Linked DNA regions of Homo sapiens: region 1 is linked to region 2. A link is an interaction called in ENCODE POLR2A ChIA-PET data of the cell type or tissue named here. Cell type or tissue: MCF 10A. All regions are shown on one strand. Links, peaks and the distances in the headings refer to the core of each region. The heading gives the core; the rest is flanking DNA. Region 1 overlaps LOC124904475 (a long non-coding RNA gene). Region 2 overlaps LOC107985242 (a long non-coding RNA gene).

Evidence for each region. ChIA-PET counts read pairs that join two places held together with the same protein. Peaks named below come from ENCODE experiments on the same cell type or tissue, not always from the same donor. Only the 100,000 strongest peaks of a DNase experiment are listed, where the experiment ranks them.
Region 1: POLR2A ChIA-PET joins it to region 2 with 5 read pairs; 2 of 35 experiments call an interaction of 5 or more read pairs at or near these places.

What each region holds. Positions count from the first base shown.
Region 1 is chr1:193,727,972-193,730,911 of GRCh38, forward strand. The region is part of intron 3 of LOC124904475 (a long non-coding RNA gene); the gene reads left to right. Among named protein-coding and RNA genes, the nearest start is that of LINC01031, 420 kb to the left of the region's middle. In MCF 10A, for the core only: no CTCF peak of the experiment used is centred there; a DNase peak (open chromatin) is centred at 1,640.
Region 2 is chr1:194,273,569-194,276,508 of GRCh38, forward strand. All of the region lies in intron 2 of LOC107985242 (a long non-coding RNA gene), which reads right to left. Among named protein-coding and RNA genes, the nearest start is that of LINC01031, 970 kb to the left of the region's middle. In MCF 10A, for the core only: no CTCF peak of the experiment used is centred there; no DNase peak of the experiment used is centred there.

The DNA of each region.
Region 1 (2,940 bases), core at 177-2,676, 550 kb before region 2:
CTACAAACAAACAAAAAAGTTGGAGATAGTTCCCAGGCCCCCTTAGTTTTGCTATTCATGCTGTGAATCTGAGTAGAAGGCCATTTGGAGGCTTGTTTACATACTCTAGGGTGGCAATTAACAAAATAGCTTCCCAGGTTGTGAAGCTAGTTGGCATCTACTGGGTATAGAATAACTTTTGAGAAACGATCTATATATGATTTTGACCAAAACTCTATTTTGCCTACATGATAATAAATTGAGATGATTTTGTATTTAGTAAAATGCTTTATGTTTCAGAGAGCAAGTTCAACATATAATCTCATATGATCACAAGAACTAGTGTATGAGTATCCTCACTTTATTGATGAGGTTCACAAAGTTTGTCACTTGCTAAATAACTAGAACATAAAACCTGACTTTCTGATTTTAAATCCAGAGGTATTCTACCATTTTGCTGCTTGAATTTTTACCTGATGTCATAAATGGGAGTCACCCTGATGGAGAGCATCTTGTAGCAGTCAGACAAAATATCTACTCCTATATTCTGTTATTGACTCTTGCAACTTGCAAGCAAGTGGCTTTTCCTCTTTATGCTAATAGATGGACACATATCATGCATTTCAAACCCATGTCATACACTGTGATAAAAAACAAATTTTAGCCTGGTGCAGTAGGTCATGCCTGTAATCCCAGCACTTTGGGAGGCTGAAGCAGGTGGATTGCTTGAGTCCAGGAGTTCAAGACCAGCCTGGGCAACTTAGCAAAATCCAATCTCTTCTCTCTCTCTCTCTCTCTCTCTCTATATATATATATATACATATATATTTAGGTATTTATAACTTAAAAATTAGCTGAGTGTGGTAGCACATGCCTGTAGCCCCAAGTACTTGAGAGGCTGAGATAAGAGAATAGCTTAAGTCTGGGATATTGAGGCTGAAATGAGCTGAGATTTTGCCAGTGCACTCCAGTCTGGGCAACAGAATGAGACCCTGTCTCAAAATCAAAACAAAAAACCCAAATATATATTAATATATAGTGGGGCCTTCTATAATTCCATCCTCTAATTTCATGCTGGGATTGTTTTGTGTGTGAGATCAAGTAATTCCCTTCCCTTTGTGTGATTTGGTTATGAAATCATTGATTTCTGGTTATAGATTTTGGAATGTTGAGGATTGTGCTAAAGAAAGACATTTAATGGTTATATAATTTTTATCGGAAGAAGCCAACATGTTTTGTCAGTGGAATAATATTAACATTATCAATGATTATTTATTGAGCTATAAATAGCTCATCCTTTTCAGGAGAAATGTGACATTTTATTTTTATGATATATAATATATTATGGTCCATTTTAATTACCTGCTTGTCCCACTCTGCGCTACTCCCAAGGTTTAATTCAATTTAGTTAATACCTCTATCTTTAGGAGGGATATTTTATATTATGAAGATATGTATTCTCCCTAAGTTAATAAAGTCTATAGTGTCAAGGCAATGTCAATAGCATTTCCAAATAGAATTGTTAAGAATAAAAAAAGTTTAACTGAAATATATATACAAAAGTGGCTGGAAAAGAGGAGTAATACAGGCAGAGAATGGTCTTATCAAATGTTGAATTGTACTTTAAAGCTATAGGATCTTTGGCACTGGTGCAGATAGTGACTCAGCAGAGCAGAGTAGTCCAGGAACAGACCCATATGTCTATTTGTGTATGCGAGGTGACATTTCAATTCAATAGCTGAAGTTGGGATAACAATGGCTCATGTGGACAAATAAAGATGGATCACAGTTCTTACAAGTGAGACTTCTGCTTTTCACTTATATTATCTCGTCCTACTTCACATTTTTACTATGTTCATATTTTATTTTTATAGTAAAAGTTGTTTATTTTTTAAAAAGCTAATGACCTCATAATTTGTCTACCTTCTGTTGTGTTAATATCCACTAACTCTGTTGTTACATGAAAATGAGTAATTTGTCCTATGTATTTTTCTCTATGTAAACCTTGACTATTTATTTTTAAGCACGGACTCTTATGTTGATTACAACATATTTTGCTTAAAAAAATACAAGACAGTCAGGTGCTTTTGACAGGTAGTTTTAATCCCCTAATTTCCTTATCTTGCTTCTTGTTGACAGCTCTTGATTCCACTTTAAATCTCTGATTTTATAAAAGTAGTTCTGTCTTGTGATGCAATACCCGTGACCTTCATTACTGGCAAAGAAGATTCTGCTTACCATTTGATCTGCAGATTTGTAGGTTCCTTATCTGAGCTGAGCTTCTTACAGCTATGACTCAGTTGTCAACGTGGTACAACTTCCACTTCATTAAAATCTGGATGCCACTGGCAGCGCTTCAGAATCACTATGTCTTCATCAAATAATGATTTGAAATGAACTTGCATAACTGAGATTGTTCTAGGATATCAAGATACCTGAATCCCAATGGAGAAAAAATTTTCTAGAAATAAAGTGTTACCTGCCTGTCTCTTTTGGTGATATAAAGAGGTGCTTTACTTATCTTACATACCTCTAATTTATCCTATAATGGATTTTATATAAAATAGGATAATTTTCTTTAGGGAGGGATGTATGCACATACATATATGTGAATTTATGTGTATTTGTATACATATATATGTGTAGTTACACACAAAATATACACACGTCACCTAAAAAACAATTTTACATTATGTAAGATGCTTAATAATTTTTCTTTTCTTTTTTTTTTTTTTTTTGAGACAGAGTCTCACTCTGTCACCAGGCTGGGTTGCTGTGGCATGATCTTGACTCACTGCAACCTCCAACTCCTTGGCTCAAGTGATTCTCCTGCCTCAGCTTCCTGAGTAGCTGGGATTACAGGCACGTGCCACCATGCCCAGCTAATTTTTGTATTTTTAGTAGAGATGGAGTTTTACTGTGTTGGCCAGGAGGGTCTCGATCTCCTGAGCTCACAGTCCA
Region 2 (2,940 bases), core at 136-2,635:
TATGCTAAACTGGGGGGAGTCACTTGCTCACATTTCATGTCCCACAGGTAGGATATTTGTTCTACATTATCTGGCTTCCTAAAATGTCATTACTTCCTCTAGCTCTCTGTTCTCTACATTTAGTCAACATGAATTATTTGTAGTTATTCAGACTTTCTCTTGTGTTTCTGTTCTTCCTCTGCTTTTATTTTTAATGTCTCTTGCAATCCCTCTATTTTCACTTGGTCTGAATTAAGTAACCCAGTTCTAAATTCCTAGAACACTCGGGGATTATCTGCATCATACTTCAGTGTATCTGTTTCATTAGACTGTGTGGCCACTGGGGCCAAACATAGTGACTAAGGCAGTGTCCATAACTTGGTGAGTACATAATAAAATGTTGGCATTTTAGCATATTTCAGAAGATAATTAATTACAATCTCTGACTACAAAATATTTTTAAGGTATTTAACACAGATATATTTATTCAATGCAATAGCATATAGAAAGTTCTGCATTCACACATAGTAGCTAATCAGAGCCAGTACTGAATGGAGCATGACAGTTTAACATATTCAAACAAGCACCAAGTAAGAAAAGATAAAGGATAACTATAACCATGATATTGAGGTATATTGTCTAAGGAGTTATCCATATCTAGTATAATTTAATGTCTGGTGCTTATAGATTAAATATCTATTTAATACAAACAAACAAAAAGCTAATTTTAGGTGTTCCACGAATAAAATATAATGAATCCATCTCCCACTATTGGGACTAATGTGGAAAACTGAGTAATGGACCAAAACAACTAAATTCTTTAAACAAATTTTTCTTGGTTTAGTATTTATAAACATTTAAGTAAATTATTGGAAAAGATGAAAATATGAAGATTTTAGAGTTAAAAGAAAAGGCATGTAAAGGCATTTAAAAATAAACACATTTCTTGATTTCTTACATTGATCCATATTATTGTATTTCAGCTCATTCAATATTAGTAATAAACAGGCAACAAGCTGCTGTATCTCTTTGAGAATGAATTGTAAACTTATGAAGTAACAAGACGAATCAGGAAGAAAAATTCTATTCAGAGAACAATCATTGAAATCAGAAAGAGATATATTTAAGTTATATCTGTATCACTTACTACCTCTGTAATTTTGGGTGAGTTATTTAGGTTATAAAAGCCTGATATCTACCTCAAAGTGTTGTAAGAATAAATAGTAATTACGCATGCAAAGGGGAAGCAAGGAGATTAACAAATAGTTAATGTTTCATTCATTTGCTGTCATTTACTATGACTTTTGTTAAGGAATTGTTTTTCATAAAACAAATTGTATTAAATAATCATATTACCCATTAGCTTTCATATATAATTCGGAAATGTATTCTCAAGAATAACCAATGACATTATAACAAATAAGTTGCTTGCTTCTCAATGTTTACCAAGCACGGAGTGAGTTACTGGATATCCACTATTCTCTAGATAATTAATTGATAGCATTAAATATGCCCAACTCTGGCCTTGTAACTTTAGAAAGTCCCATGAGTTAATTATGCTGTGTAGGTTTTGCTTCTTAAGAAAACTGAACGTATTTTTAATACTATGGTGTTTGTTAGGTTAAAAGTTAATTGGAAAAATAAAATATTTCCACTCCAAGCAGAATTTGTTTTTCACCTGTGGCTAACATATGAAAATTATACACTTTCTTGGTGCTACATAGTACAATACAAAAATTGTGCTGCAAAACAAAAATTAAAAGATGTAAAGAATTTTGGTGTGACTTTCAGTGATCATGATATGCTTAAAATAATATGCATAATTGAAACAAAAGAATGAATCTTTGAATATAAACCACAGAATATTTCCAGGAAAAGCATATTAGCTTGTCTCAGTTAAATCTTCCAACCAAAGGCTAGAAAATTTGAGTAACTTCTTTTTATTAGTCACTTTAAAGCTTTCAAGTCCTGTAGGAACAAGATCCTGGACAGAGGAGAAGCAAAGAGGTGAATGTGGATTTCCTATGTGTGATTCTTCCATCTGGGGATACGACAATCCACATACGGTGGTATGGAATTCAAGAAGTTGAACAAATATATTTTTTTAATCTCCCAGAGGTGGGATAAAATAAATTGAATGTAAGCCTGACGGGGAGGAGCACACAAATACTTTAGCCTTTTATTTGTGAGGCCTGAAGGAATATACTCTTAAAAAAACAGTAACTTAGGAACTGACTAGCTGTCACAAACATTGAAATCCCACCAAGTATTAGCTCAATCACTAACTGAATTATGGTAATTTCCAATAACCTATACTGAATTCTAGAGTCTGGAAACTGAAGATAGCTATGAGCAATTTACCAAGACTATGGAAGTATGGATTACAGTTCAGGGCTTGCAGAGGTGGAACAATTTTTATGAATACACTAGTCTTCCAGTTGCATGAAGACAAAATCAAGTAAGATGTAGACCAGATCTCATAATGATTTGTAATCAGTTTCAAATAAGCTTAATTTCATATTGGATTAAGGTGGTATGGCCCAAATTTAACTACCTGTGAAAAACGAAAGAAAAACTCTATAAAGACAAGCCAATGTGTTAAAATATTTCTAATTTTTTTTCTGCACAATTCCATTTAAAAAATTACATGTCATAGGCCACGCGCGGTGGCTCACCCCTGTAATCCCAGCACTTTGGGAGGCCGAGGCGGGCAGATCACAAGGTCAGGAGATCTAGACCATCCTGGCTAACACGGTGAAACCCCGTCTCTACTAAAAATACAAAAAATTAGCCAGGCGCCTATAGTCCCAGCTACTTGGGAGGCTGAGGCAGGAGAATGGTGTGAACCCAGGAGGCGGAGCTTGCAGTGAGCCGAGATAGCGCCACTGCACTCGGGCCTGGGCAAAAGGGCGAGACTCCGTCTCAAAAAAAAAAAAAAAAAAAAAAAAAAATTACATGTCA